6 separate regions of the Homo sapiens genome follow, and regions 1, 2, 4, 5 and 6 are each linked to region 3. A link is a loop called in an ENCODE intact Hi-C map of the cell type or tissue named here. Cell type or tissue: endothelial cell of umbilical vein. All regions are shown on one strand. Links, peaks and the distances in the headings refer to the core of each region. The heading gives the core; the rest is flanking DNA. Region 1 overlaps LOC105377043 (a long non-coding RNA gene). Region 2 has its middle 82 kb from the start of CTNNB1. Region 3 has its middle 230 kb from the start of CTNNB1. Region 4 overlaps CTNNB1 (catenin beta 1). Region 5 overlaps LOC105377043 (a long non-coding RNA gene). Region 6 overlaps TRAK1 (trafficking kinesin protein 1).

Region 1 (5,460 bases), core at 764-4,763, 120 kb after region 3:
TGCTTGATTTATTTTTGTTTTTTGGAATCAAGCTGCTGTTTCACACTCTACTTCCAGCAGGTTGGTTTTGGTTTTCTTTCTCCACCTGCCTTAGTTCCTACAGGAACTTTTTTGCGCTTACCCATTCTGTGTCATCTCCCTGACACTCCCTGTCTTTCCCTCTCTCTCCCATTCTGCCTCCTGCCAAGACATCTTGCTGTTAATTCACCTCTACCAGGATACTCTGTCCTTCTACCTACTGTCCAGATGACATGTTACATCCTTCCAGACCTTTCTGGGTCACTTGCAGCCTTGTGATATATTTTCAGTGCCTGAGAGGCCTCACTAGTCTGCCCTGCCAGACCCTGGTATCTGGCTATATAAGAGGCTATGATTAAGCATCAAGGAATCAGCCACAGCTTGGTGCATAGCTTGGTGCCCTGCATGGAGAACTGAAAATATGGGCCTAGAACTTTGGCTACTTTTTACTGAAGTTATAGTCCTGCATTTATTGGAAATACAATGGTTATAGAGGACCTGGGTTTTAGTCGTAGCCCTACCTTTTATCTACTTTGTCACTCTGGCCAAATCCTTTCCCTTGGTGGGACTCATTTTGCTTATCTGTGAAATGAGCCTTGAAGGAAGAAAATCCTTAAACATGATTCCAACTTCAAAGTGCTTTGACTCCTATTCACTTTGATCTGAGACAGTTCTGCTTTCAGAGATGCATGAAGACCTTGTGAAACTCCTCAGTTTATGTGGACAGAGCTGATCATTCTCTACTTGGTCTTTGTCTATAAACTTTGTCACTTAACTAGGATAATCCTTCCCCAATGACATTTTACTTTATATTGCTTTAATTAGCATCTCATTAAACTAATTCAGCATGTACCTATTTTGTATTGATGTCAAGGTAGAATGACTTTGAGAATGAGTTGAGAAACTGGAACACGAGTGCCTCCCTCCTTCTGGAGATGAAACCACCAAAACTGTCATCTGGGAACCACCCTAAAGTGGCTAGAGCTCCCAGATGCTCCTACCCTATTCTGCCTTTCATAGACCTGGGGCTGGGAATTCTATAAGCTTTCCTAGATGTGCGTTTCCTCTTCTTCCTCTTTTTTTTTTTTTTTGACATGGAGTCTCTCTCTGTCGCCCAGGCTGGAGTGCAGTGGTGTGATCTTGGTTCACCGCAACCTCCACCTCTCAGGTTCAAGCGATTCTCTTGCCTCAGCCTCCCGAGTAGCTGGGATTACAGGCGTCCACCACCATGCCAGGCTAAGTTTTGGGATTTTTAGTAGAGTTGAGGTTTCACCATGTTGGCCAGGCTGGTTTCATACTCCTGATCTCAAGTGATCCACCTGCCTTGTCCTCCCAAAGTTCTGGGATTACAGGCATGAGCCACCACACCTGGCTGAATTTCCTCTTCTTACAGAGAAAGAAAACAAAATCAACCTATACCTTGGGAAGGATCATAAGGACAAGGGTCCTTAAAAGAGTAACTCCGAGCTGACGCAATCAAGGCAGGCTCCTCTCCACGTTTGCCTTGAGAATTCTCCTTGCAGTATGGCTGGACCAAATAATAGCATCTCATGTTTCTATAGTGATTAAAAAACCCACATTATTTTTGCTACCTTATTTGAGCCCCAAAATAACCCTGTGAGACAGGCAAGGCAAATATCTAGCTGTCTACCTGGTGAGCTAGCTATTCTTATTCCCATTTTTTAGATGAGAAAACTGAGTCTCAGGAAGATTGCATGACTTGCCAAAGTCATTTTCCAACCCAGAAATCCCATATCTCAGTCTTTTCTCTTCCATACTTCACCTTTTTTATCTGAGAGTGTGTGCCTCCCTGTTCAGCCATGAGCCTGAGCCTTGCTCTGCAGTGATGAGCAAAGAACCTTTTCAGACAGATTCACAGATCATTTTAATGCAGCTGTGGAGAGGACAATAAACATGATCTCATAGCTCAGTGCGCAGAGGAGCAAGCAAGATTTAATATTATATATGGTCATGGAGCCCGGAGCCCCAGATCCAATCCTCCTGGTGGTGTGACAGATGACTTCATAGCTCCAAAAATATTGTTAGTCAGTTTCTCATAAGCTCCAGTTGTCTAAAGCTTTTGGAAGCATTTATGAGATGGGGAGAGGGGTGGCAGGAGTGGTGCTTATTGCTGCTTTGCTTTAAACAAAATTACAAAATGAGGCTCTTAATTTGCCTGTTTCTCCAGCAGCTCTACCAGCAGATATGCGTGGGTTTATAAGGTCTTTATTTCCTCCCCTCTGCTTTTTAATAGGAGAGTCATTCTTGGGGTAAACCAGATGCTGCAATTACTTGGCAACAAAAGAAGGGACCAGCCATGTGTCTAATTACTAAGGCAACCCCACATATGTGTCTGCTTCCCTCTTATTATGTAAATAGCAGGTAGTCCTATGTGTGGAGAGCAAAACCCACACAAGCTCGTAGATTCATCCATGCATTGCCCTCCAAGAATGACCCTAGAAGGGCTCCCCACATGGGCATGGCAGGGCTGAGACTTTGAGAGTGGGAAGGAAAGGCTTGCCCTTCCCAGCATGGCAGTCTGCTAATGGGGAAAGACTGTCTGGTCTTACAATGTTAGAGGTGGGAAGGCCCCTCCAGACTCCCTGCTGCAGCCTCCTAGTTGGATCTAGCTACAAGGAGGAGTAGGGGACCCCCGCAGCCTGTGGGTGGCTGGTCACGCTTCCTCTCCCAAGGCAATCCCAGAGGGAACAATGATAGTCAGTAACCACAGACTTCCAGAGCCTCAGCACCTGCTGTGGGCCTGGGTAAGAGGGAGCATTCCAAAGATGCCTGCATCCCTTGTGTGCTAGGGATGAAGGCAGAAGGAAACAGAATGCAGGAACAGACTGGGCAGACTGCACGTGTCTCTAGTGCAGCCTACAGGGAACACAGACAATGCTCAGCTGGTCTGGCAGCCTCTATTCTGATAGAGAAGACAGAACCAGCGAGTGAGCTAAAGAGAGAGAGAGCTATCCAGACTGACTCCTAAGTAACTAGGAAATCCAAAGGAAGCTAGAACAGTGCGTGGCTTGCCGATAAAAGTCCACACCGTGAGGCTTATCAGCTGTATTTGTGTGTGTGTATGTGTGTGTGTGTGTGTTTTCACAAAGACATACTGTCCCAGGATTCAGCTACTGAGCTAGGGTTCCTCTAAGTGGACAGAAACTACAAGGCTGCAGAAGTTCTTGTAGACTCTAGAATCTTTGCTAATGTACCTTGGAGCCATAAAACATGCAGGGCAATTTTTAGAAATTGATTTAACTTCTCAAGACATTTTAAAATTCCTTAGAGACTCACTATAGCAAGTAGCAGTGTCTGCTACAGGTGTTTGATGCAGAGGAATGAACTGGGTATCATTCTGTGTGAGCATGAGGACCCTGTTGTGAGGATTAGCCCCATCAACTGATGTCAAGACCTTCCACAGAGCAGAAACCCTCCCAATGCCTGGTTATCTCAGAAGGCTGCAGTCAAGAGTTCTTTCTGTTTGACTTTGCTTTCCCACACAGGTTTTGCATTTTAATTAGTTCCCACTGTTGTTGCTTTTCCTCTGTTTTTACCCCCAGGTTGGCTTTTTGTTATGGCAAAATTAGTACATTGAGAAATAAAGCTTAAAACCTGAAAACTTCCTTACCTCCAACAGTAAAAATCTCAAGTCTCAATCTTATACAACTAGTATAAGCCCAGGTCTTTGGTTTGGTTAACTCAGAAAGACTGCAGACTTTGGAGAGGGATAGACTTGAGGTCAAATCCCATCTTTGCTATTTACTTCTAGGTTACTTTGGGCAAGTTCCTTAACTTCTCTGTGTCTCAGTTTTCTCATCTATTAAGCAGAGATCATTATGCCACCCTTGTTAGGTTGCCTAAGGATTAATCAGTCAGTCATGTACAGATAGCAGCACATGGCAGCTATTCAACAAATGCCACTTCCTTTCCCAGCTGTCCTCTTGTCCTCTTGTTCCTGTCAGCAGCTGTCATTCCCAGACATGGTTCACACGGCCACCATCTATCTTTGTAAAAAGACTGACATAGGGGCTCCTTTAGGGAACCATGAAGGAAAGGGGTAGTCAGGAGCCATTAGCATCTGTTAATCCAAGAATTCTAACATATTTCCTTTGAACAAAGGGCACCACTATTATATACCATGTACATGGGAGTCCTGATTCTCTGTAGAGAGGCATGAGCGTATTTTGGTTAAGTGAGAAGACTGAAATCAGGCAGCCTGGGATCATGTGTCAGCTCAGCCATTTACTAGCAATGTGACATCCTGCAGGTCATGTAATTCGTAAAACCTCAGTTTCTTCATTTGTGAAATGTGGGGAGTAGTTCATACCTAACAGGGTTGATTGTTATATTTATTAATTTAAATAATACTTATTAAGCACTGTTTCAGTTATCTGCTACTATACAACAAATCATTCTGAAACTTAGTAACTTAAAACAACAGTTATGATTTCTCACAATTCTGCCATCTAGGCTGGGCTCAGCTGGGTGGTTCCTCTCCTCTGTGTGGTGGCTGTTGAGGCTGAAACATCTAAGATGGTGCACTCTCTCTCTCTCTCTCTCTGTGCGTGTGTGTGTGTGTGTGTGTGTGTGTGTGTCTGTGACTTCTCCATTTGGTAATTGGGCTTTCTTTTTTTTCTTGTTCATGTTTACTGAGACAGAGTTTTGCTCTGTCACCTAGGCTGGAGTACAGTGGTATGATCATGGCTCACTGCAGCCTCCACCTCCTGGGCTCAAGTAATCCTCCCACCTCAGCCCCAAATGTAGCTGGAACTACAAGTGCACACCACATCTGGCTAATTTTTTAATTTTTTTTTTTTATGGAGATAGGGTCTCACTGTGTTGCCTGGACTGGTCTTGAATTCCTGGCTCAAGCAATCCTCCTGTCTTGGCCTCCCAAAGTGCTGGGATTACAGGCATGAGTCACCGCACCCAGCCTTAACTGGGCTTTCATACAATGTGGTAGTATCAGAGTATTTGGTCACCCTACTTGGCAGCTGGCACCCAAGAGAGAGGAAGCAGAAACTGCCAGCTTTCCTAAAGGTTAGACCTAGAACCAGCACAGTGTCATTTCCACCAATGTTTATTGGTCAAAGAAACTCAAAGGGCCAGCCTAGATTCAAGGGAAGGAGAAATAAGCTTCATCTTTTCAAATGAGGAACCATGTGCATCCAGGAGGGGAAGGAATTGATGGTGGCCATGTTTGGAGAAGGGTTACCATAAGCACTTAGTCTGGTGCCTAACTAAGGACTAAGTAGGACTAAGTAGGAGTCATTTACAAAAAATGTTTGGTAGAGATCAGATTGAGATCTCTAGACACATTAGGATAGGAAATAAAACATGGACTTTCCATTCAAAATTTCAGGAGATCCTGGGTCCTTCAGACTGATGAATCAGAAATAATTCCTAGCAAGCATTCCCAACAGAAGCACCAAGAATGCC
Region 2 (5,460 bases), core at 645-4,644, 150 kb before region 3:
AGCCATGCTTGATTCTGTTTTGCAGTCATCTTTGCTTCTAGCGGACAACTCCTGGGAAAAGTTTGGAAATCTTACAATTGTTGCAGGCTTTCACTGCAGTCTTTCAGCTTGTCAAGTGGTCACTTAGCAGATGTGCTAGGTTCATCAAGGGATCTCTGGGTCAGTCCTCTTCTGCTCTCTGGAAGGTTTGCCTTTGAGTGATTACCAGTCCACGTGCCCCATCTTTATCTCCTCAGACTCCACCAATCTGGACAGGGTCCCCTAATGGTTTCTTCCCTGGTCTGAGATCCCTGAGAAAGTGTGCAGGCAGGCAGACAAGGCAGCCTACAGCCCTTGCTGTAGCATCTTCCAAATTTAAACCAACAAGGAGGAGGAAGGGAAGAGGGCAAGAGCTTTGTCCTGCATTCCTGGTAGCCTGTATGGCACCACCATGGAGGCTCCTGCTGTGCTCTTGGCAGCTGCCCATCTCCCATGGCACCTTTTATTTCCATATACCTGCTGACCTCAAGCATGCAATTTTTTCCTTTTTAAGAGACAGGGTCTCACTCAGGCTGGAGAGCAGTGGTGTGATCATAACTCACTATAACCTCGTACTCCTGGGCTCAATCCATCCTCCCACCTTAGCCTTCCAAGTAGCTAGGACTACAGGTGCAGGCCACCATGTCTTGCTAATTTTTTCATTTTTAGTTTTTTTGTATTGATGAGGTCTCATTATGTTGCCCAGGCTGGTCTTGATCTCCTGAACTCAAGTGATCCTTCTGCTTTGGCCTCCAAAATTGTTGGGATTATAGGTATGAGCCACCACAAGTGTGCAGCCACATGTCTCTCTCTGCCTAGGGACTTTGACCTGGGAGCAGCCCTAAACCAATGACTGGTGTGCAAATGCACCAGCTTCCTTGTCCCTTGGATGGCACAACTCTGAGGCATGTCCTATCCAGTCTCCCAGAGAGCCATCATGGGACTGAGCCCAGTTGCGCACAGAGGCATCTTGATCAGGAACACCCCCTGTACTGTCCTTTCCTTCCCCGTCTCACTTTCCTTACTATCCTATTGGAATTTCCTGGGATTACCTCCCAAATAAACAATGTGCCTTCGAACTCTAATCTCCTGAGGGCACTAGCCCAAGGCAGGGGCTGTGTGGTTGGAGCAGCTCCTCCCAGATCACGTGAGTGGAGGGGACGTGAAGGGCTGTGTCACCAAGGTGTTAGCACTTCACAAACGAGGGGCTATTTATCATCCACTGGTTGGGGTTTGGGTTTCCTAGAGACCACTCAGACAACTTGCTGGTGTTTCCACAGTGATGTAGTTTGGATATTTGTCTCCACCCAAATCTCATGTTGAATTATAATCCCCAGTGCTGGAGGTGGGGCTAGTGGGAGGTGTTTGGGTCACGGGGGCGGATCTCTCATGGCTTGGTGTAGTCTTTACGATAGTGGTGAGCTCTTGTGAGATGTGGTTGTTTAAAAGTATGTGGGACCTCTCCCCTAGCACTCTCTCTCTCTTGCTCCTGCTCTCACCATGTGACGTGCCTGCTCTTGCTTTGCCTTCTGCCATGAGTAAAAGCCTCCTCAGCCTCCTCAGAAGCAGATGCTGCCATGCTTCCTGGACAGCCTGCAGAACTGTGAATCAATTAAACCTCTTTTCTTTATAAATTACCCAGTCTCAGGTATTTCTTTATAGCAATGCACGAATTGCCTAGTACACACAGAGACTGGCAGGAGCTACCTTAGGTAACAAACAACAGAAAAACAAGAAAACAGTGGGAAAAGAATATGCACAGTAACTTTTGCACGTTGACGGACATACTTTGAGAATTAACAACCCAAATCGAGTGAAAAGCCTTTAAAGCAAAGTATGGGCATGGAGAGAACTGACCTGGCTGACTCTGACCCTTCTCAAACTCTGATCTGTGACGTGGATGCAGGCAATAGAAACATGGAGTGTGGCTGCCTCTGACCCCAAGGAGAGTGACCCTGGGGTCTTAAGAGAGGAGTTGTGGTGTCTGGAAAGAGTCTGATCATTGGAGGAGACAGGCTAGGGTGGAGTCCCTGCTCCCCATGCTCTAATTGTGTTTACCCTGAGAAAAAGATTTAACTTCTCTGAACCTCAGTTTCCCCATCTGTAAAAGGGAGGCCATAAAACCCCACAGAATTGTCATGAAGATTAAAAACAACATAATGCCTGTCTGGCAGCTAGTATCAGTCAGGCTTCCTTTTCTCTTTTCTTTGTCCTTTCAGGGAGCCGTACCCTTGGCCTGACTGAGGCCAGGTTTAGGGGAAAAGGAAGCGTGTCTCAAGTGCCCCGGCCACAAGGTCAGGCATTGGGTTGGCCGACTACCCCAGCTCCCCACATGCAGCCAGTCTGCGTCAGTGGGCGTGGGAAAGAGACGTAAACGCTGAAGGGCACTAAACACGAGTTAGACATGCCATTCCGCACCACCAACACATTTCAAAAGTGCACATCACAAGGCTCTTGTTGAAGCCCTGGCGGCCAGCCAGGGTCAGACCACAAAAGGAAGTTGTTTCCTCGCTGGAGCTGCTGGGCGGCTGGGCGTGGTCAGAGCGCCACATCATTGCAGAATGCAGGGCTCTTTGGTGACTTCCTGTCCTCCCATCCATTTTTTTCTCCTATGGGCCCTGCTGCACTGCCCTGGTAATGCCCCAGCCAGCCAGAAAAGTCAGCATTCACCTGACCTTTCCCTATGTCACAGAAATGGAAGGTCTGTGATATTCACATGGGCCCTGTTGCAGTGGCCACCACAGCCTTCCAGGCCTCTACCTTGGCTTTTTCTCCCCTTGGAGTATAAGGAAACGGTTATTTTATCCACAGTTGGTAGCAATCACATTTCGTCTGTATCATTGAGGTCTGAAAGGCAGCCACGGGCCCCAGAGGTGGCAGAAGGTCTGTGATGCAGCTGGAGTAAGTCAGGCCTCGTTCCCAGCAGACAATCTGCAAATATTTATTGAGGGTCTGCTCTGCACCCAGGGCTGCGGGGCACACAGAGACGCCCCGTGTGAGACAAGGAGCTTGTGTTCTGACTGGGAAGGCCAGACTGACACACAGGAAACCAGGGGGTCCTGTTGACCCTGAGCTATGCTTTTAATGCACGATTGTGTGGTAAGGTGTAGGCCAAATACCAAGACATTGGTCTTAGGCTCCGTGATCTGGTGCATTCTCAGAATCTGGAGAAGATTGTAGAAGTTAATCTTGTTTTGCCCAGGGGCTTTCCTCCAAGCAGCACTAAATCCACTAAATCCCCACATGGTCTCTAGCCCCTTTTCTCTCATTGGTCTTTTTGCCCTTTATCTTTAACTCCACTTAAGTTTTATTCCTTCAAACTAAGACTATAAACATTCAGAAATTGTTTGCACTTATCAATTAGTCCTCAAAAATACCTTGCAAGGGACGTCCTGCTATTTTTCTTTTCCAGAGGAGGAAACAGGCTGAATGTGATAAGTGGCACAGCCAGGATCACAAAGAGGGTTGATCTGTCCTGTGTGGTCCCTAACTCTTAGGGTTCTCATAGGTGGGGTAGAACTGGAAAAGATGCTGGCAGAGTCAGCTCTGTGCTTGGGCTTGCAAGAATGTCAGTCCATGGAAGCAGGATCCTCAAATATCACATAAATAGACTCTAAATCCTAAGAAATGAAAAAAATGAAACTAAATTCACAATTCCTATATGCCTACCCACCTGAGATAGCTACCTATTTGGATAAATACCTATATATACTTTTGCATGCATTGAAATATTGTGACTCAAGTAATGGGACAGTAGAAAGTGCTTTTTAATTTATCTTTATTTTTTATTTGGAGACATGATCTCACTCTGTCCCCAGGCTGGAGTGCAGTGGTGTGATCATAGCTCACTATAGCCTTGAACTTCTGAGCTCACGCTATCCTTCTGCCTCAGCCTTCTGAATGGCTGGGACTACAGGTGTGTGCCACCATATCTGGCTAATTTTGTTGTTGTTGAGACGGAGTCTTGCTATATTGCTCAGGGAGGTCTCTAACTCTTGGGCTCAAGCAATCCTCCTGCCTCGGCCTCCCAACACTGGGATTATAGTTGTGAGCCACTGCTTTGCCTGTTTTTTTTTTTTTAATCTTGAGTCATTGAACTCTCATTGGTTGGACTATGTACTGACATTTGCACCTAGAACTAGTCTAACTCTTTTAGGGCTCCCTTAGTTTTACTCAGCCCATTTGCCATTCTTGCTCTGTACAAGACAACTTCTGTTGTTGGAATTTGAGTCCAGTGTATAGCATGTCTCTTCTCCACCTGGATTCTGAATCATTGAGGCAGATCTAGAAAGCCTCTGGATTGACAACGGAAAATCAGCATCCTCACCAGCAAAGCTGATGGTAGAGAATGAACCTTAGCTATGTGGCAACTGTGGATATCAAAATACCAAACTTATGATTAGACAGACTTACATCTCAAGCAGGCTTTGCTGAACCATTGCAGTCCTCCCCAGGTGGGGGCCGACCCTACATTTGGGGAGCAGGGAAGAATGCAGGTCTCCTGCAGGCTGCCAGAGCCCAAAGACACAAGAACTTCTCAGTAGCTTTTTTCGACCTCATCCAATCAGGGAAGAGTGCAGGGTGGGTAGAGGTCAGGGTTATTAAGCAGGTAAAGCCCCTTCCCCAAGAGTGCAAACCATGCCATAGCTACACGAACGACAGAGTCACTCTCCATAAGCACAGCCTTTCTAACCCCATGTAACTCAACTCTGGCTGTTTCGAAGACCTATCATTGAGTTCAGGGGTTGAAGGTCAATTTGTTGGTAGCTGCCTGGGGTTGTTCATTGGACAGGGATGAGAGGGTGGAGAAAAGGACCTTGACAATCTGTTGCAACATTTTCCTGCACAAAGAGGCCTAGTAATGTGCTCATTAATGGCACGGTGATTAAACCTGGGTTTAAGTCCTGGCTTTTTTCCTAATTTCCTTATCTATAGCATGGAGATAATAATTATACTTACTTTTTTTTTTAAACATGAATTTAATGAAATAATTTCCAACAAAGGCCTTAGCACAGTTCCTGGCACGTAGTAACTGCTTAATGAGTATTTGCTTTTATTACGTCCAGTGGAATGCCTTGTGCTGAGATCATCACGCTTCCGTAGAGCACCTGCCACTCCGTTTTCTTATTTGTACAATGGCAATGTAGTCAGCTCATGTCTAATCCTGAGCATGGTGCTGGACACACAGCATCTGTGTTAGTTAATTCCACCAGCAAGTGCCTTCCTGACTCAAAGCTGAGCTCTTTGTATTATACTAAGGGAATTAGTGTTTGGACTAGGGATAACAGCAGGGGATAATGTGAAGTTGCTGCTCAGTCATGGTGGGAGGAGAACCTGGGGCCTTGGAGGAAGAAAAACATGGTTCTAGCTGGTCAGTGATGAGCATGAAAAGGGAGATGGAGGCAGCCAAAGATAAGCTTCTCTGCTTTTCTACTTTTTTCC
Region 3 (5,460 bases), core at 695-4,694:
CCAACAGTGGACTGAGAAAGATCAAGGGTTGCAGGGGTGGGGTGTGGTCTGGGCAGAAGCTCTCTTGAGAGAACAAGAAACAAATTAGTTTTCATTATTTTTATTTTATGTATTTATTTTAAATGTATTTATTTATTAACTCAATAACTATTATTGACCCCTTATTATATACGAGGCCCTGTGCTGGGCTCTCAGGATACAGGGATAAATAGAACAGACATGGTCTCACCCCTCATGAAGCTTGCAGTCTAGAGGGAGGGTCAGATATTAAAGAAGAAAACCAAATCAGCATATAATAGCAAATTATGATGTTTGCTATGAAATAAAACAGCTGGATTCAATGAGACAGGATAACAGGAAGGATCATCTTTTGATGGTGAGGAAAGGCCTCTGGGAAGGTCTGAGGAGATGGCACTTATGCTGAGACTGGATGGATAAGAAGGAAATAGCCCCACAAAAGGTAGGAGAGGAGGAATTCCAGGGAGAGGGTACAACAGTGTAGAGACCTTGAAGTCAGAAAGGGTTTGGTGTCACAGGGGAAGAAGGGGCTGGAATGTAAGTAGGGAAAAAGGAGTTTGAAGTGAGGCTGGTGACAGCTGGAGCTGGAGCCCGCAGGGATTTGCTGGCCCCATTAGAGTTTTGATTCTGTTCTGAAGCCATTGGAGGATTTAGACCCAAGGAAGGACAGTCTGCTTTGAGCTTTGGCAAGGCCATTCTGGCTTTCTTGTCAGAGCACAATAGAAGCCGGAAGGCTGGTAAGGATGTGATTTCAAGGATTCAGGTAGGAGGAGGTGGGGGCTGGGTCTAGGGAGATGGCCTTGGAGGTGAAAAGAGGTAAATGAATTTGGAAGCATAATAGGACACGGTGATGGACTAACTGTGGGAGTGAGAAGGAGAGAGAAACTCAGGGACAAATTCCAGATTCTCACCTGAGCAACTGGTGGATGCTCGGTGAGAGGAATGGGTTATAGGTTTCATTTTAAACAAATTAAGTTTGAGATAATATGATATATCCAAATGTGTGATATCATCTAGTGAGTCTAGAGCTAGGAAGTGAGGTCTGGGCTGAAAATATACCTTCGAGACTTGTCAGCATTTGCACGATATTTAAAACCACAGGCCAGCTCAGTGTGTAGGGCTCCAACTGACACCCTATTCTTATTCTCTTTTTTGTGCCAACTGGCCTAGAATTTTAATAGAGCCCTGGCTGCCCTGCTGACCCCAGCATGTTCATGCTGCGTCTACAGTGGCCTATGCCAAGGGGTGGTCCCTGGGGCACACCAGACCTCCTCTTCTTCTCTACAACAGTCTTGTGTTAGCAAGGCCAGTCCAACATGACTGGCACCAGAGCCTTACACTATAACACCTTTCTTCTTGGAAAGGCCCCAGGCACCAAGCGCTGTCTGTGAAGAAGACTGGAGAGCCAAGATGTAGAATTAGGCATGTGTGTGGGCTGAGGGCCCAGTGCAGCACATGGAACTTTGTAGGTGAAGTTTTCTGCTTTCCCTGGTTCTAGATCTTTGTATCTCAGGTCCTAGGCTCTTCCCAGTTCTGGAAGATCCCAGTGTCTTTCTCTGAGCTTCCTTTTCTTTTAGAATTGCATGTTCAAGGACCTTTAACAAATACTCAACTCCCTTAACATTTTTTTTTCTAATTTCATCTAAATGTTCACCTAAGCTGTTCATTCTCTGTCTTCTAGAAGTTAGTGAAACAGAATTATCAGAACCAGGCTCTCTTTTGGATGCAGTTGGTGTTTCTCCAAGGTGCTTATTACCTGTTACGGTTATTGCATGCTGGGACTGAGGTATAAACACTTCTGCTCAGGAGACCGAAGGCAGGTTAGGGGAGGCTGTAGGTACCTAGTTGGTAGAGTTTGCTGCAGAATCCTGGAAACAATATTTGGTCTAGGCTCAGACAGCTCTAGTTCAATGCCAAGATCTGCCTGGTATTAGCTGTATGGCATAGGACATGCCATTTATTGTTCCTTCAGTTTCTGCATCGTAAATAGTGATGATTTCAGGATTGTTGTTAGATTATGAGGAATATGGGAGAGTGCTTTGTACACTGTAAACACAATTACAAATGTAGTATGTTTTTCCTGTGCACACTCAGCAATTTGTATGATTAACTCTTTTGCATCTCTGCTTCTCCCTGTTGCTCTAGTTTGTTCACATCCAGGGGGCTAGATCAGACAAGCCTACACAGCTAGTAGCAGGTACGAGGAGGCATCGGATTGTGGCAGCTTCTTCTCTCCAAAGATGCCTCATGTCATTGTGCTTTCAAGGAAAAACAGCAAAGTATTTTTTTCGTTTTTTTTTAATTGGTATGTTGATATCTACTGGCGTACATTTTGTGTAACAATAGGCAAATATTAGGATTGTTAAGATGTTAGAGTAGGGAGAAGGATGCAGGGAATAGAGGACAGAGATAAATTTTACAGTTTGTGAAGATATGCGTGTTCACATCTTGTTTTGTTTTTCCTTTACCCAAACAAATAAATAAGAAAAACTGCCCACTTTGCTCTCTTATCTACCCTTCCTGTGTTCTCATTGGGGCAGAGCTCTGCTGGGGAAGGAAGCGGCCACAACCCCAGGCATTTACTACCTGTTCTCCCCACCTGCTATTTGAGAGAAGTTTTCAAGCTGAAGTTCGTACAGCTGCATTCACTTGGACATGAATATCTGGGAGTTCACGGGTTTGTCTGCCCCTTTGGCCTGAGAGAGCTGGGCGGAAGCCTCCTTGACGTCTGTGTTGACTCTCTGTTTCTCTGGTTTTTCTCTGGCCCAGTTTCCTGTTCACCTCTGTCCTCTGCTGTCTGGTAGGCTTGACTCATAGGAAACCACAGCCAAGTCACCTAGTGGTCTGAGTCACTGACCTTTGGAGCATCTCTTTCTTAAAAAACAATAAAGACAAAAGTAAGTGCCTAAGTAAGTACTGCATTTTGCAATAGATTTCAGCTAAGTATTGCACTGAACGGTTAGTTCTGGGAAGTCCCCACTTGTGACTTATTTTTGGCAACTGTGCTATAAGCAAATCATTTTATCTCCTAGCAACCGACTTCCCTCTTCCCTCCCTCCCTCCCTCCTTTGTATCCACAAGTGTTTGCTGAGAACCCTTTGTGTCCAGGCACTACATTAGGTTCTGAGCACAAAATGAAGACATAGAATGGTCCTCAACAAGCTGCTGATGCCCATAAGAAAGAGGCCTGCAAACATGTGTAAACAAGTGTGACAAGTTCACCGGCAAGGGGCAGCACAGGGTGGCACTGAACTCAGCCTCGGTATTGCCCTGACCACATGGCTGCATGTGAGCATGCCAGGTGAGGTGAGCAGGAGAGATGTTCTAGGCAGCGTTGGATGATTCTCTGTCACATTCCTTTGTGGTCAACTGAATTGCTCTCTTCAACTGCAGCTTTCACTGAGGCCACTTGAGGTTGCACAACTCCTTCCAGACACAGGTGAGCTCCACAGAGGGAGGATATGGACAAGGGGCTAGATTGGAAGGAAGATGGAGGAGAGTGATCCTTACAGCCCTGACATCGGTCAAGGGAGGCTAATAGCAGTGACCTTCCCCATCAATGTCATGTGGACTGGACAGCAATGACCAGGTGATCCATTGGTGGGGAAGTGTCCCCACAGGGACAATGGGGAACAGTCTATTCAGAAGGGACAATATGCTCGTAGCTGATGCTTTTGGCACCCTGTAACAAATCCCCTCAGCACACCTATGATTTTGTCACAGATCTGGTAGAGAGTGCAATGTGGGTTCCCATGACAATGCCCTCTTGAAACATGAAAAATGCTTCCCTGTTTTTTTGCCTCAAAGCCATCTCTGAAACTGGGAGCCCAGTCAGCCCCCAAGCAAGTACAACCTGCAAGTATGGAGAGGTAACGCCCTAGGAGCCATCTCTAACCAGTGAAGAATGAGAGCCAGTAAGCAAGTCTAGCCACTCCTCTTTTGGAGGGAACATTCTAGAAGGCATTCTGCACACTTGCCAAAGGTCACAGAAGAATTGAGCCCCTGTTGCCCAAAGCAGCAACCTTAATGATGCACACTCAGTGGCTTTTCATTCTTCCCTGTCTCACTCTCTCCCTTTTCTTTCACCTCTGCTTTTTGGGATCTCCTCCCAAATAAACCACCTGCACCAAGTCCTTGTGTCTAGTCTCAGGCTGTGATTTTAAGGGAGCCCAAACTAAGAGAGCAATATTATTAAAATTAAAGTTTTGAAATGAAAAGCATTTGAAGGTCCACTAGCAGTCTCCTTAAAATACCACCTACTACCTTTTGGTATTACCATTTATACCTGAGCCAGAGGAAAGGAGAATTCCAAAAAAGGCCTTAAAAACCCTCTGACCCACAGGAAATAGCTGCCATCTAGTCAGGCTGGGCAAAGGGCTTAGTAATACAGAAAGTGAAAAGGGGCTCATGGGGGCCTTAGCAGGGTGACTCAATTTAGTGGGTGAGAAGGAATTCTTGTTTAACTTAGGGGAAAACTACTGGGTAATATTCTTTTCCCTAGTCATAATGGTTACATTAAAAAAAAAAAAAACCCACATCGCTAGAAGGGCTAATGGTTAAGAAAAGATTGGGACAATGAGGCTCTATATGAACTAAAACGCTTATATTGTTACATTCATAAAAGCATGTTGAATTAAGAAAATAACAGGAATTTTATAGTTTGAAAATGAAAATAAAAGTTAATAGACACAAGGCTTCAAGATGGCTGACTAGAGGCATCTGGTACTTGCTTCCTCTGCAAAGAACTGAAACAGTGAGTGGATAATCACACTTAGAATAGATCATCTAAGAGGGAACACTGGAATGCAACAGGAAAGCGATAGGAAACACCTAAAGCAAGGAAGGAGAGGAAAGCAAGGCAGCCTGATTGGCTAGGAGTATGGAGAGGCTCTCCAATGCAGGAAAAGGGTAAGTCAGAGACCCCCAGTGGTCTGCATTCCCAACACAGACTCCTGCAATCCTAGCCACGAAAGAACCTCTTGACCACCAAGGCTGAAGTGCAAGCTGCTGCACATTTTCATGAGCCCTGAGGATAGACACTCCCACCTGCCACTGCCGCTTGGGGCTGAAATACATGCTCCCCAGCCACCTGCCTACTGCTTCTGCCACTCAAAGCAACCCTTCCCTCCCTAGGAGGGCTGCAGTGAAGCTGCTGCCACCTGCACTCATGTAAGCATTCCTCCAGAGCCTGAAAATCACCCAACCCCTGCCTACCACAGCCAGCACCTGCATGTGCAACCAGGTCCTCCTGGCCCAGCTTCACCCTCTCCAATGCCCAAGCATGCTTCCCGGGGGCCTGAGGATTACCTAACCCCATCCACCATCATTGATACCTAAGCACTCCTCCAGAGGGCTTGAGGTTGAGCCCACCCAATGTGTCACTACCACTACAGCTGGCACCTACCCACACATGCCACATATGGGCCTGGGGACTGGCCCACC
Region 4 (5,374 bases), core at 1-4,000, 250 kb before region 3:
TTTTTAGTTCTCAAAACTGCATTCTGACTTTCAGTAAGGCAATGAAAAATAATACTCTTACCAGCTACTTGTTCTTGAGTGAAGGACTGAGAAAATCCCTGTTCCCACTCATACAGGACTTGGGAGGTATCCACATCCTCTTCCTCAGGATTGCCTTTACCACTCAGAGAAGGAGCTGTGGTAGTGGCACCAGAATGGATTCCAGAGTCCAGGTAAGACTGTTGCTGCCAGTGACTAACAGCCGCTTTTCTGTCTGGTTCCATGGCCATGTCCAACTCCATCAAATCAGCTATAAATACGAAACAGTATTAGCATTAGTAGATTGGAAATGTTACTTTAATTTAAAAAAAAAGAATCTGTGATATGACCCATTGAAATATTTTTAGAAATAAAGTCAAATCTGAAAGACAGCCAAGAAAAGCAGAATGATAGCCAGGGTTAGCTCAGTGATGAAATACCTAATCCCTTAGGGAACCACCTAACAGTTACTCACTGAATCAGTGGAAGAATGGTACTGCATCCAGGCTCCAGAAGCAGTCATCCAGACTAGATTCCTGCTGGTGGCTTGTTTGCTATTTCACCAAGCCATTAGGAGGAGTGAGCAGAAAATGGAGCAAAAGGTAGCCTGACAAGTAAGCAGGGAGAGAGGAAAGCAGGGGGATCTCAGCCAGACTGGCTTAATGGCAACGAAGCAGAGCCCCAATTCAGTAACTAAAGATTTAATGACACAAACCTTGAGTAGCCATTGTCCACGCTGGATTTTCAAAACAGTTGTATGGTATACTTCAAATACCCTAAAAAAAGTTAATCAAAAGTCATTAGGATTTAAATTTAGCTTGATTAATACTCCTAAGTCACTGGGATACCTGTTAAATGTCACTATTACACCCACAAAAAAAACCCATATCCTCTTTTACCAGGTTAGTGAAACGCAGACCTCATGGTCTCCTCCAGACACCTCAACCACAGCTCCATCACTGCTGAACTTCAGTGAAAACTCCTCCTTACCAAAAATGTCTTTTTATTAATAGTATAAATATTAATTATAGATATTCAGGATGGTGATGAAAAAGCACAGAGTTGTAATAATAAAAGCCAGGGAGGGGAAAACACTATTCAAAAATCAGCTGCTCTCTGAATTCCTAAAGGTCTCTCCTTTTTTAACCTTTCACAGAAAAATTCACAGATCCCCTTTGGATAACAGAGGTACAGTGGGATTTTAAAAACTCCACATTTTCTTTAACAAGTTGTTTTCTGATATAGTGCCATCAAAAATTATTTTTCATAAAGCAAATTTTGGTGACTAGAATAGCGAATTTTAGATTTTTTGGTACAAAGAAAAATTACTTTTCAAATGAAAGTTTGCAACACAAAAGCACCTTTATTAGTAAAATTTTTCTAAGTTCAAATTTACAGCAATGATTTATTATAAATACAAATATTACCAATATGGATACATATTTTGATCAATATTTTAAAAATTTATATAAATCTTATCATCTAATTTGTCCGTATTTTGCCTTTATTGTGCAATATTGAAAAAAACTGCATCACACAGGGAACTACTTGCAAATTAGAACAGTTTAAGGGCTCATGGCCTCTAGATATTTCTAATAACACGATTTCCTTTATTACAAAATCTGTCCCAAACAAGTTCATCTTGAACTATAAATTAACATATTGGGTATGTAAAGATATGGAATAAAATATTTAAGTGTGAACTATGTTTTGTTTTTTTTTGAGACAGAGTTTTGGTCTCTTGCCAAACCAGGCTGGAGTGCAGAGGTGCATACTGGGCTCACTGCAACCTCCGCCTCCCAGGTTCAAGTGATTTTCCTATCTCAGATGTGAGCCAACACCTGGCCTTAGTTTCTATCTTTTGACTGTCTTTAAAAGAGTGGCTATGTAACTACTTCACCACCTTTCTGAAAAATTGGTTCCCCACTCCAGCCTCCAATGTATTTCTGCAAAAGGAGACTCCAAACATGTTCTACACTGAGCTTCTCCTTTGGCCAATGTCAACAGACTCAGAAACCAACTGGTCATGTCTATAGGCTATATAGCTATTTCAGAAGTGCTTTGATACATCCGGCTTCCAGGAACATTTTTTTATAGTACTGTTTTTCCTTGTTGTTGATGCAAAGGCAAAACATTTACGCATATTACTGGGTAAACTCTGTGTGGGCTGACCTAGTAACTTGACCGCAATTTATAATGATTTCATTTTTACAATGGAAAAAAGCAAGTTCATGTTCCAAATTTACAATAGCCATTTGTACACTGGGACTTCCCAACATTACATATATATTTTTTAGCTTTTAAAATTTATGCAACATAAATAAAAATTCATCTTGCTCTTCACTGCAACCCTATGAGGTGAAGGAGGGTAAAAACCTATCAGTAGATAGAGAAGTAAAAACAAAGGGTAGAAATGGGGATCTAATTAGGTAACAGCATAGACTCACTCACCTTGTACCTGCTCTGGAGGCAGATCCACATATGCCAAAAAACTGAGCATTAACTGCTAAAGAAATCAAATAGACTGCCAAGCAAGACCTAGGGCAGAACCCTGCTCCGGAAAGGAAAAGGAAAGCCTTCCTCTTTCTTTTTCTGGCCTGAGCCTTTGGACTAAGGGCTGTCTCTCCTCCACCACACCCTGCCAACCATTAAGGGCCCAATTCTAGTGCTCCCAATTAGCCAAAACTTACCAATCACTTCAGGAAAATTTTTTTTTAAAGCAACGAAAAAACTGACTCCATAGAAACTGAGATAAAACTTGAAACTAGGGATAGGGTGGAGAGAGAAACAGAACACTTCAATTTAGTATCTCCATAAATACTGGAGAGAATAAATAAAAACAAAAAGTTGAATAGAAACTAAAATTGAGAAAACTGCCTAGAGTACAAAAAAATGACAAAGACAAAAAATACAACAGAAGAAATCACGATCAATTCAGGAGATCAAAGGTCCAACCAGTAGACATTTCAGAAAGAATTATGAAGAAACAAAAATGATAAAATCCACTAAGTACCAATCAAGAGGGAGGAGTGCTTAAAAATTATGAAGTACAATCATGCACTGCATAAGGACATTTCAGTCAAGATGGACTACATATGCTACAGTGGCCCCACAAGATTTTAATTCTGTATTTTTACTGGATCTTTTCTATGTTTAGGTAAACAAGCCAGGCGAAGTGGCTTGTAATTCTAACACTTTGGGAGGCGGGTGGATTGCTGCAGCACAAGAGTTCCAAGACCAGCCTGGACAACACAGCGAAATTCCATCTCTACAAAAAAATGTTAAAAATTAGCCAGGTGTGGTAGTATGTGCCTGTAGTCCTAGCCACTGGGGAGGCTGAGGCAAAGAGGATCACTTAGGAGTTCAAGGTTATAGTGAGCTATGATCACACCAATGCATCCAGCCTGGGCAACAGAGCAAGACCCTGTCTCTTAAAAGAATTTAAAAAAAAAAAAAAGGATACATAAATACCACTGTTTCAACTGCCTATAGTAACACGCTATACAGCTTTACACCCTAGAAGCAACAGGCTATACTATATAGGCTAGGCATGCAGTACACTATGCCATCTAGGTTTGTATAAGTACTACGCTAAATGTTTCAAGACACAGATTATCATTAAACTACAGACTACATTAGAATGCTGTGTTTTCCAACAGCTTTATCACCACCAAGTGATGTTTTGACAAAGAGGGGGCTAGCCAACTTCTCATGTATTTTCCATCCAGTCTAATGCATCCATGCATCTTTTTTTTGGCAATATGAACATAATACTCTTTCCAACTACAAGGATACTTCAAAATTCACCGTGCTATTTCCGATTTTAACCCTATAAATGTCTCCAGTCAAAGTCAATGGGAGAAATCTTGCCACAACTAATATATAATAGATTTCACACTGAAGTTATTTTTCCTCTTCCCATCAGGACAGAATTATCTTAATTACCTTAGTTTTCAGTAAGTTTGAGTATTATTAACTAGGAGTAAATCTGCTACATAAAAATATAAAGCAGACATATTTTAAAACCACAGTTTTATACTAGCAATTCATAATTCACTTTTCCAATAATCAAGATCCAAAGAATTATTCCCCGTTTTAAAGTTAGAAAGTGCTACTCTATTTCATAAGCATGATAAACTTTTGATACACCTTCAGGGATTTTTAAAAAGTTCTTAGTAAAATTTGTAAATCTAAAAACACATGCATATGCATTTTCATTAACTGTCACCAGTAATACTTTGCCATCTAGAAAATGTATGCAATTTCCTCAAATCTTCCTGTTTTAACACACTTCATGCAACACTAACATTTTAAGTTACAACTCACTCCAGGTTCTTTTCTGCTTTCTTCCTTCACAGCTTTCTTCGGGGAGGGGGGTGGGGTGGGTGGGTGAGGGTGTGGGTGTGGGTGTGGGTGTGTGTGTTCTCAAGGTGTCTTGTCATCCTCGAATAGTCAATAAGCATCAAACATCAAATGACCCTTGGTCCTCCAAACACTAAAATGTATGCCTTTGGTACTGTCTTTAAATAGGTACACAAATGGTTATTAGAAGTATGAAATCTTCTCAGGTAGGAAACAGAAGGTAAATGGAAAAAAAAAAGAAATAGGAAATCTCTTTATGGCTGGGAAAAATTAGTATGTTTCCAGAATGAGCTGTTCTTCATAACTGTCTTCCTTCCTCAGCCATAAATATATGCCTCAAATAAATTAATATTTTTATTTATCATCTCCATCATATGAGTCCACCACACAGTAAATGATGACATTTTGGTATGTTTGGTATATTAAACTCACTGCTATGTATTTTTAAAAATAAAAATATAAAATTCCTTGTGAAGACTATTATAAAATATTATCATCTGGATTGTATCGTATGTCTATACTATAAGCTACCTCCTCCATTCTGAGCTTGTTCTTCCCCATTTTGTCTATTATTCCAACAATGCTGCAATAAACACCTTTGCATATAAATAATTCTCTTAATTTCCCATATCACCAGAAGTTCTAGAAACACTGTTACTGAGTTTAAGGGTAAGAATTTTAAGTCCTTTCATGCATAGCTCCACAATACTGACAGATCATAAACTGAGATAATTTTCACAGAACATATTGAACATGCTGCCATCTTACCAAGGGCTTGTCAGCACCAGCTGTTATCTGACACAACTTTTAATAGATATGTCCACACATCTAACATACATACCATCACCCGCCCATCCTACAGGGTTTTAAATTCCAATAAGTTCATATGCTTATTTATTTGCTACATGTAATGTAGGCTTTTGGCTTGCCAGATTTTTGATGTCATCCTTTTATATTTTTGTGAAGTACATGTATACAGTATACATAAAAAGCC
Region 5 (5,460 bases), core at 590-4,589, 94 kb after region 3:
AGTCAACTGATGCAGCAAACTCCCTTGCTGTCTGATTTTAAGAAATAGCCATAGCTACCCCAGCTTTCAGCAACCACCACCCTGATCAGTCAGTAGCCATCAACGCTGAGGCAAGACCCTTCACCAGCGAAAAGATTATGACTCACTGAAGTCTCAAGACAATCATGAGCACTTTTTCTCTTTTTTAGCAATAAAGCATTTTAAAATTAATGTACGTACTTTTTATTTTTATTTTATTTATTTATTTATTTTGAGATGAAGTCTTACTCTGTCACCCAGACTGGAGTGCAGTGGTACGATCTCGGCTCACTGCAACCTCCGCCTCCCAGGTTCAAGCCATTCTCCTGCCTCAGCCTCCCAAGTAGCTGGGACAACAGGTGTGCACCACCATGTTCCGCCAATTTTTTGTATTTTTAGTAGAGATGGGGTTTCACCATGTTGGCCAGGCTTATCTCAAACTGCTGACCTCAGGGGATCCACCTGCCTCGGCCTCCCAAAGTGTTGGGATTACAGGCGTGAGCCACCACGCCTAGCCCAGTATGTACTTTTTAGACATTGCTTTTGCATACCTAATAGACTGTAATATATTGGAAACATAACTTTTGTATACCCTTGGAAACAAAAAATTTTGTGTGGCTGGCTTTATTGCAATATTTGCTTTATTGCAAGGGTGTGGAACTGACCCCACAGCATCTCTGAGGTATGCCTGTATTGAAGGAGTCAGGTTCTCTGTCCCATAGAATTCCTCATATTCTGGTTTTGGCTTCTTTCTTCCTTATAATGTTGGTTAGCGTGTTCCTCTATCTCTTGAATTTCCTGTAAACTGGTAGTTAGATCTAGATGTATGATTAAATCCAGGCTTAATTATTTCTGGAAAGAACACTGCTTAGGGAATGTTGTGTTCTTGCTAATTTGAGGAGACACCTAATACTCACAGCATCTTCTTAGCTCACGTTAAATGCATACTTACTAAATGCATGCTGTTGTTTTTCTTAAATTTAACATACTTTTCTTGAATTACAATCTGGCCCCACTTGTAGCTTCTTACTATTGACTTTATGTTTTATCCCAAAACTGTCATGAACCACAGGGTACTCCAAGCAGCTGACACCTCTTGGAGATCAGCAGGTACAACACAGGAGGTTATTCCTGAAGTTCCATTTATTGTCCCTAATTATCATTATACCCAGTTGTTGATTTTTAACCTCTCAAGTACAGATGAAGTTTTGCCTGGGATAAAATAGTCCATGGTATTGGCCAGGTACTGTGTTCCATGCTAGTCCTCAGACCTCCGAGGAATCAGGCATGTTTTTACAAAGCAAAGCAATCACTTTCACAGGTCTGAGTTACTGATACTGATAAACCATTTGTAAGTTTGCATGTATTATTTAACAGAAACTCCCACGTGCATCTAAGCAAGTTTGCATAAATTGATTAAAGAATAATTCTCAGCTGCAATAATATTAATTATTGTCCTGGAGCCCCCAATGATAGTTTTAGGAATTCAATCTGAAATGCCCTCCATGCTACCAGGACTTTCATTGGTGAAATTTAGGCAGTTGCTTGAGGGCTGTGGCATCTCAAAGCAACTACAGAGAACAAGGTCATTGTGAGATTAGCCCCAGGTTCTGCTTGCCTTCTTTCTTCCTTTCTACCCAGGAGCCAGGGAGGTAATTGTCATTGGCTAGGGAAAGTTAACCCAACTACTCAAATTAAATGGATGCAATTCTCACAATCAAGGGCTTAAAATAGACATGTAGTCTCAATTGTTCTATTGTGGAGACCTGTCTTGAGAAAACATGATCCATTCACAGAGGAGGATGGGATGGCCTCTTCTAGGTCCAATTTTGAATTTCATGAAGATTCCCTTGGGAACCTGGAGCCACTAAGGAAATGGAACTATCAGGTCCTGGAAGTGAATGTTTGCCAGTCACACTGAAGTTAGAACATCTTTGTAGAAAAAATTGGTGTGATTTACTTTACTCATAGAGTCATACTTGATTTGAACCCTGGGCTTTGCTTTGGTTGAACATGCTATTATGGCTGCATAGGCAGGGGTCAACCAAGAGCAAATTTCTGGAGGAGGGCCACATTGCCACAATCAGCTGATTAAAACTCAAGTGGGTTTTCAAAGCCTCGCTCCAGGTCAGGTTATCTTTGCATCTGTTTTTCCACTACCATTAGAGGAATAACAGCAGCCTACTTTGGAGAAAAAAAAAATGATCGGAAAAACATAGTGAGAGCATTTACCAACACAGTATTCATATTTCTCTGAGCCCTGGGGCTCTGGACCACCACAGAGAAAAGTTTTGTTTAACCTTTCCATGATGGGAAAACACTCATCCCTAATGCCAGCTCTCCACCTTCCAGCCGAGTCAAACTGCAGTAGTGGGAAATTGCTAGGGAAGCCGGCTTTGCAACAGTGAACAAATGTCTTTGTGAGAGAAGAAGGCTGCTCTGAGCAGTGGCTAATGGGGCTGCTTAGTGGAATTTTTTTCCCTTTTTAACCAAACTGAGCCTTGCTCCTTTCTGGCAGGCAGACAGGCCCACTCTTCCAAGTACGCAGGAAAGTTCTGTTTTGACAAGCGCACACATTCTTTTTCAGAAAGCCACAGAGGCAAACGCCTTTGTTGCAGACAGACCAACTCCCTTCCAGCCCAGGAGGTGAAAACTCTTTCATGAGCCACATAATGGGAGCAGCAGTTGTGCTTGCTTATACAGTTCCCGAAAAGTACATAACTTCCATTATGTAGCTTCCACATACGGAATGTACTTCCTCTCGCAAACCCAAACGCTAGCAGGGCTGTTTGTCCGGCACTGGGCCTGGCAAGGAGCAGGAGGTTGGCAGGACTCATGAGGCATTTTTCTGTTGGGCTTTGGTTTCCTGGCCAGTTGAACTCAGTCCAATTATTGTCCCAAAGTTCTGCCAGATAAAACAAGGAGAGAGCTTTTCTAGATGCCTGGCCTTGGGACTAGGAGATGGGGGAGGGAAGGTGCAAGCTGAATGGGGGTGGGGTGGGGCACACCCAAGGCCAGGGCTCAGGAGTCCCCTTTCCAAGCAAGGGCTCTGACTCCGCCCTGTAGAATGTGCAGCAGCCTCCAGAGACCTTGCCCTTCGGGTGAATGCCTGGCACTCAGGCCATTCTCCCTCTGGCATGGGGCCTGATCTTAGCATCATTTGTGATGGAAAGTCAAATTTCCTGGAACATAGGGTTAGCTTTTCAGCAGACTAATCCCATTTGCAATATACTATACAGTATTCCGAGCAGAATTGGCCCTATCCAGCAGCAGTTTAGAAGGCTGCTTCCTTGAGATGGTATCAATAACAGTGCAAGATACTGCCCACTTCCAAAGTGTCTCCCTTTACTGCCCTTCCATTGCACTTGAACTTCCTACTGTTGGAACCAGTATTTAAGAGTCACTAAAGCAATGTCTTCAGAAAATTCTATTTAAGTGCATGTATTAAATTCATAATTATGCCCACATTAAGATGCATAAATACATGTGAGCAAATTACAAAATATATGTAGGCTTAACCCCTATGGGTCTAGTGGTTACTCCCCATCCCTCCTTCTTAAGGAATGGTTGCATCTTTTCGACAGAAGAGGCTGAGGATAAATGTCTGCTCTGGAATCTCCTCACATTGCCCTGGTTCCATCTTTATCTTACTTCCTTCAACAGTCCATGAAGGGGCTTTTCCCAAATCAGTATAAACAAACTCACATTGGATTGATCATTTTCTTGTGTCTGAGCTGGGTTGCTAAATACAGAAGTTGTTCAATGTCCAGTATTTAAAATATGGAGACTTTCTGTCTTGATTACAGTTCAGTAACTCTATTTCTGTTGCTCTGTTATTTTGGTACCTAAGTGTGATTGCATAAATCTGTGAAATGTTGGAAATTCAAGTGGAGCTCATTTTTTCTGAGATATAAGTGCACTCTGGTTTTGCTTTTTGAAAAATGTCTTTGAAGTTTCCCTATACAAAGTGCCTGTGTTCAGCCCTGCAGAGGTGGCGGCAGGGCGGAGGGGCTTGAGCCTCCCTGATGACAAGCAGGACAAGGAATATCATCCAGGCTGTCAGTTGCCAACAGGATTCTGATCACTCAAGGCCCTTGCCCCTGTGGTCACTTTAGGTCTTCCACTATTGAATGTCCCTCTGGTTCTAGCAATTTTTCTCTGACCACAAATTGTGGCTTTGCTAATGTTTGATGTTTACTTAATTCCATGAAGTCTAGGTCACACATATTGTCTTGTTGCCTCCCAGTTTTCTCATACCTAACCTGAAGAGTAATGGAGACCCAGGACATGGGATCAGTGCAGGGAGGAAGGCCTGGGATTCTAAGCCACTTCTATTTCTATATAAATGTGTAGAATAGGAAGTTAAAAAAAACTCATTCAGACTGGGTAACGCAGGCAGACATCACTAAAGAAGTAGCACTGAGGCTGAGGCCTGAATGAAGAGAAAGAGGCAGCCCCATGAGGAGCGGGAGAAAGAGCCTACAGGTAAAGGGAAGAGCAAAAGCGAAGGTCCTAACTTAGAAACGAGCTGGAGGCATCATACAACCAAGGCCTGGTCACTGTGTCTGCAGCTGCAAGAAAGGGGGAGAATGGCATGCATGGGACAAAGACGCTCAGAGTAAAGTGTTTGAAACTATTGGGAAAGAATCCAGAAAGCCTTGGAGGGTTTTAAACAGGGAGAATGATGCAATCCAAACTATATATTTAAAATTCCCCTCTGGCAGCCGTACAGGAAGACAAGTAAGGACCACTGCCTAAATCAAGACAAGAGACAATGGTGGGAAAGATGCTGAGAGCCCCAGGCAGATCTCAGAGACATTTTGGAAGTTTAATTGACAGGATTTGGTAATGGGCTGGATATGACCCCAGGATCCCAGGCTCTGCCTGGTCCCAGTCCACTGTCTTTACCTGAACTTTATCACCTCTTAAGGATCCTCCAGGAGCCCATAGAAGCTGAGCCAGGCATTGGCACCCAGCTCGTGAATTAATCCAGACCACTTAGCACTTGTGCACACCTGCTGTTCCTGAGTCTCAGCTTTACTGAGGCCTTGAAACCTCTCTTTCTTCCTCTATTCCCCTGGTTACCATTGTGTTCCTAGAGCTTCCATATGTCAGGCTTCACTCTGACACCTGCTCCAGGGTGATCCACAATGTGGCTCTTGCTATTCACCCTTATGGCTTTATTCTGTGGGTACAATGCATCCCCCACCCTGTCCCAGCACCTACAGGCCTAACTGGCTGGGTCTGCCCCTCACCAACCCCTTTTCCCCAATCATGTGTGGTCCTGAGATGCTGCCCAGCTTTCTAAGAATGCCTCTTTTATTGGGATATTATACTTCTAGCCATTGACTAGGGCTGCTTCTACCTGGCTATGCCTCTTAGATCCATGTCTCACTGGCCTCCTGTTTCTAAGAGTCTACCCTTCTTGAGAACTCTTGCTTG
Region 6 (4,000 bases), core at 1-4,000, 1.1 Mb before region 3:
CCTGCAAACCTAAAAGATTTACTCTCTGGCCCTTTACAGGAGTTTGCCAACTCCTGCTCTAGGCCGTAAGAGTCATGTCCTTCCCCTCCTCAAGCAGGGCTAATAGAAGAAGCCAATAATTCAGAGGTGACTGGCACCACGAGGCTTTCCTGAAAGCAACTAATGTACCTCGGCCATTCAGTGCCACTCCTGTCACCTAAGAATATTCTAAACTCTAAGCTGTTCACTTTGTCCACAATTCTTCCTGCATCCTTCCTGAATCACTCTTGCTATGGTTCACTATTTGCCCAATATGGGCAAAATATTTCACAACTCTGTGACTTCAGGCTGGGCCACATGATTCGCTGTGGCCGGCATAACTCCATGTCCAGTGGGAGGCTCTAAGCATGCCTGTGTGGCGTGGTTGGGTCTGTCCTCTTGAGCTCTTGTCCTCTGCCCAGAGGAGAACATGTCCTTAGGTAGGTCCCAACTTTGTGGCCCAAATCCCCAAATAAGAGACAAACAAAGCCAATCCTCAGATGACCCATGTCTGTGAGCAAGAAATAAATGTTGTAGGAACCACTAGGATTTGGAGGCTGTTAGCACTCCTACAGCAACACTTGACTAACACACAGCTAATTTAAAGTCCTGTAAAGTTGGCCAGGCGTGGTGGCTCACGCCTGTAATCCCAGCACTTTGGGAGGCTGAGGCGGGTGGATCACCTGAGGTCAGGAGTTCGAGACAGCCTGGCCAATATGGTGAAACCCTGTCTCTACTAAATATACAAAAAAATTAGCCAGGTGTGGTGGCAGGTGCCTGTAATCCCAGCTACTGGGGAGGCTGAGGCAGGAGAATCACTTGAACCCAGTAGACAGAGGTTGCAGTGAACCGAGACTGTGCCATTGCACTCCAGCCTGGGCAACAAGAACAAAACTCTGTCTCAAAATAAATAAATAAAGTCTTGTAAAGTACAATCACTGACAGCTCGAATAAAGTTCACTACATGGGAATGAAATTACACCCCCATCAGAATCTCCTTACATGAGTCTACACAAGAAAAACATGGCCACACTTGGCTATAATGACACCGTCCCTTACAAAAACTACTTCTGGAATTAGTTCCAGTAAACAGAGTGGATGGGAAGAGAATAAAGGTAGATGGAACAAGGCAGGAGAAAAGATGAGATGGGAGAAGATTTCTTTTCTTCTACACAACTAAGTTACCTGCCTCACCTGTCACCATTTTTTTATTTAAGAAAGACAAGGTCTCTTGCTCTGTCATCCAGGCTGGAGTGCAGTGGCACAATCATGGCGCACTGTGGCCTCTACACCCTGGGCTCAAGTGATCCTCCCACCTCAGCCTCCCAAGTAGCTGGGACTACAGGGCATGCACCACCACACTGGCTAAGCTTTGTATTTTTTGTAGAGATGGGAGTCTCACTATGTTGCCTTCATAGTGGCTGGCTTCAAATTCCTTGGCTGAAGCGATTCTCCTGCCTCGGCCTCCCAAAGTGCTGGAATTACAGGTGTGAGCCACTGGTCCTAACCCTGGCAGTCTCTGCCTACGATTAACTCCCCTTTCCTTCAATCCATTCCAAAAGTTGCAAAAACCTGTCTCCTGTTGCTAGTGCATCTCTGGCCCACTAGATGGTGCTGCATCCTCACCTGGACAGGCCCATTCTTTACCACACATCCCAGGCAGCCTGAATTCAAATTAAAGGCAAAGGAAGAGACACTGGGCACAGAAAACTTCCAGGCCCTGTCACAAAGTCAGCTTTGCCCCTTCTCATTTCTACTCACATAAATAGGGAGAAACAACAGTTAAAATAGCACTGGGCAATGAGTTCAAACCTGAAGGTATGACAACCTGAATGGTCTACGGTCAGGATTTTTCAAAGCTGAACAAAAGAGCATAATTATATTTATGAGATAAGCTGAAACCGAACATGTTGGTTTGGGAAAGTGAACAGAATTCCTACTAAGAGAAGAACGTCAGAGCCCCTCAGCATGACTCTCCCTCTCTGCGTGGCTGGGGTTTGAAGGAGGGGCCCCTGCCCACAGGCTTAGCTCACCATCGTCTTTCCAACCATTTCCATCTCTCCCACTAAGAAGGTTCAGTTCGTACCACGCAAACGTTCCATCATCTAGGTCAAAATCAAACTAGGGTTTAAACCTCCTGGAAGGTCAAGATTAGGGTCTTGCTCTGAGCTGCCGCACTCAGGTCTGGAGTTGGTGCCAGCATCCTCTGGCTCCTTGGGCCACCTCCCCCTCTCATTTCCTCCCATTTGCCTTTAAAAATCCTTGCTCGCTTGAGACTCAGGCCATCCAGCTGGGTTACCCCCGCCTATGCCCACTCGTCCACCCATCAGCAACTCCGCCCCGGTAGAGGTTGGCGGCCGTCCTCTCCACCGAGTGCAGCCACTCATCCAGGCTGCCACTGCCACCCCTACACCTGACACCACCTGACTCCCCAGCTCTCAAGTCTGGGACCTCCACGGCCCTCCTATCACATGCCACTTCTGCCAGCCACACCCGGGCCACCTCTGAAATCTGGAATTTAGATACCCCCTCCCTGACTGCAACCCCCTTCCCCCACAGCTCTCCCTCAGTTATCCCCGCTATTCCATGGAGACCCCCAGCCCCTCAATTCCTCTGCATGGCCTCTACCGCCCACTTCCTGTCCAGCTGGAATCCCCCAGCCCTTTGGCTCCAGCAACGCTGGTGCCTAAGGCTCGGCCTCCCTCACTCTCGTGGGACTTTCACGGCACCCATACAGCAAAACCCAATTCTGGATGAAACCACCTGTCCATCTTGCTCTCCCTGCAACTGGGCTCCAAGGGGTACACTGTGGACTCCCATGCTCAAAAGGCCCACCCTGCTAGGCGCTCCTTCTTTTCCAACACCATGATAGAAGGTAGCAGAGTAGGAAGTGAGCCTGGACCAGATAAGGCCTCAAAAGGGCAGTAAATTTGTAAATTAGGGCAAAACCACCTTCTAGGCAGCTTCCAGTCACCCCAAAGGGTGAGCTGGCTGGAGCTCTCTGTTCTCTTTCTCCCTCCCTCTCTCCCGCAGGTCAGGTTCCCTCCACAGAACTCACGGTCTTCAGCCTTCCTGCTTCACGTTATTGATATCCTCACCTCTTCCTTCCCATTTAACTCCAGCTAATAATTCAAAAGACTTACTGCACACTCACAACCTGCAGACTCAACTGGGAAAGGGTCAGTTGACCACAGGCCCAACCTCCCTTCCTCCATGTGCTGGAAAAGCACAAAAGAACATTAACCCAGTACGACCCGTGAAGTGCCTGCTGCCTGTACTTAAGAAGCTCTACTGAATGCTGCAAAGCTTCTAAAGGCGTCACCAACCTAGATCCACCTCAGCTGTATAATTATTAAAAAGAAAAAAAAAGAAAGCCATTGTTTCTTCAAGGAAGAGGAGGTGGAGAGAAGCAGAGAAAGGAGGGGAGTGGGGATGGAGGAAGAGAAGAAAGGAGACAGCAAGGGGAAGGACAGATATCAGGGTGAGGAGGAGGGGAGGGGAGAGGAAACAGACAGAAAGTGGGTAAGGAGAGATGGAGGAGAGAAGAGGGTGAGAAGAAAAAAAATGAAACGAAGGGAGGAAAGGAAAACTTAAAGGTCCTCCAAGATACTCCTCCGGAAATAGAAACATCACTGGACCCTGGTGTTCACATAGTTGTCAGTATCACAGCAGTTTACAAGGTGAGACCTCCACAACCCTTCCCAGAGCACACTCTGATGGACCAACCTATCAGTATGTGTTTGGTCTGTTTTCTAAGGCAGATGTCTGGGAAATTTAAAAACTCAAATCATAAACTGTGTGGTGAGTCCTTGATATAAAGTTCAGGTACGCCCAGCAGGTGCCGCATGGTATTCAAAATCCAGAATTCGAAATCCAAGCCTACCAGGCAGTGATGTGCTACATGAGGGATGGAAAGGAAAGTATAAAAATAGGATATAAATAGTAATTAGAATTTTGGAGGCAATCACTCCATGAGCTAAAA

What was found. Peaks named below come from ENCODE experiments on the same cell type or tissue, not always from the same donor. Only the 100,000 strongest peaks of a DNase experiment are listed, where the experiment ranks them.
Region 1: a loop joins it to region 3, with 11 times the contacts of the local background. A loop is called at or near these places in 2 of 110 quality-filtered maps.
Region 2: it touches region 3 in a loop (7-fold over the local background); 10 of 110 quality-filtered maps call a loop at or near these places.
Region 4: it touches region 3 in a loop (3-fold over the local background); 2 of 110 quality-filtered maps call a loop at or near these places.
Region 5: a loop joins it to region 3, with 5 times the contacts of the local background. A loop is called at or near these places in 16 of 110 quality-filtered maps.
Region 6: a loop joins it to region 3, with 5 times the contacts of the local background. A loop is called at or near these places in 2 of 110 quality-filtered maps.

The regions. Positions count from the first base shown.
Region 1 is chr3:40,845,156-40,850,615 of GRCh38, reverse strand. All of the region lies in intron 2 of LOC105377043 (a long non-coding RNA gene), which reads right to left. Among named protein-coding and RNA genes, the nearest start is that of ZNF621, 320 kb to the right of the region's middle. In endothelial cell of umbilical vein, for the core only: no CTCF peak of the experiment used is centred there; a DNase peak (open chromatin) is centred at 2,995; H3K27me3 peaks cover 375 bases.
Region 2 is chr3:41,114,608-41,120,067 of GRCh38, reverse strand. No RefSeq gene overlaps it. Among named protein-coding and RNA genes, the nearest start is that of CTNNB1, 82 kb to the left of the region's middle. RefSeq lists enhancers at 2,386-2,515, 4,636-4,930. In endothelial cell of umbilical vein, for the core only: no CTCF peak of the experiment used is centred there; a DNase peak (open chromatin) is centred at 2,397; H3K27ac peaks cover 467 bases; H3K27me3 peaks cover 22 bases.
Region 3 is chr3:40,969,230-40,974,689 of GRCh38, reverse strand. No RefSeq gene overlaps it. Among named protein-coding and RNA genes, the nearest start is that of CTNNB1, 230 kb to the left of the region's middle. RefSeq lists a silencer at 3,037-3,086 and enhancers at 2,379-3,578, 5,417-5,460. In endothelial cell of umbilical vein, for the core only: no CTCF peak of the experiment used is centred there; a DNase peak (open chromatin) is centred at 2,759; H3K27ac peaks cover 3,314 bases.
Region 4 is chr3:41,219,441-41,224,814 of GRCh38, reverse strand. It overlaps CTNNB1 (catenin beta 1), which reads right to left. Exons shown (of 15, transcript NM_001904.4): 2 at 734-794; 3 at 62-289. The coding sequence starts at 746. Among named protein-coding and RNA genes, the nearest start is that of CTNNB1, 23 kb to the right of the region's middle. RefSeq lists an enhancer at 1-407. In endothelial cell of umbilical vein, for the core only: no CTCF peak of the experiment used is centred there; no DNase peak of the experiment used is centred there.
Region 5 is chr3:40,875,404-40,880,863 of GRCh38, reverse strand. The region is part of intron 2 of LOC105377043 (a long non-coding RNA gene); the gene reads right to left. LOC124906230 (a long non-coding RNA gene) reads right to left here. Exons shown (of 3, transcript XR_007095887.1): 3 at 4,541-5,460. Among named protein-coding and RNA genes, the nearest start is that of CTNNB1, 320 kb to the left of the region's middle. In endothelial cell of umbilical vein, for the core only: no CTCF peak of the experiment used is centred there; DNase peaks (open chromatin) are centred at 2,153 and 2,823; H3K27ac peaks cover 1,153 bases.
Region 6 is chr3:42,097,605-42,101,604 of GRCh38, reverse strand. All of the region lies in intron 1 of TRAK1 (trafficking kinesin protein 1), which reads right to left. Among named protein-coding and RNA genes, the nearest start is that of TRAK1, 8.2 kb to the right of the region's middle. RefSeq lists an enhancer at 2,667-3,489. In endothelial cell of umbilical vein, for the core only: a CTCF peak has its summit at 1,620 (motif pointing right); DNase peaks (open chromatin) are centred at 1,654 and 3,244; H3K27ac peaks cover 318 bases.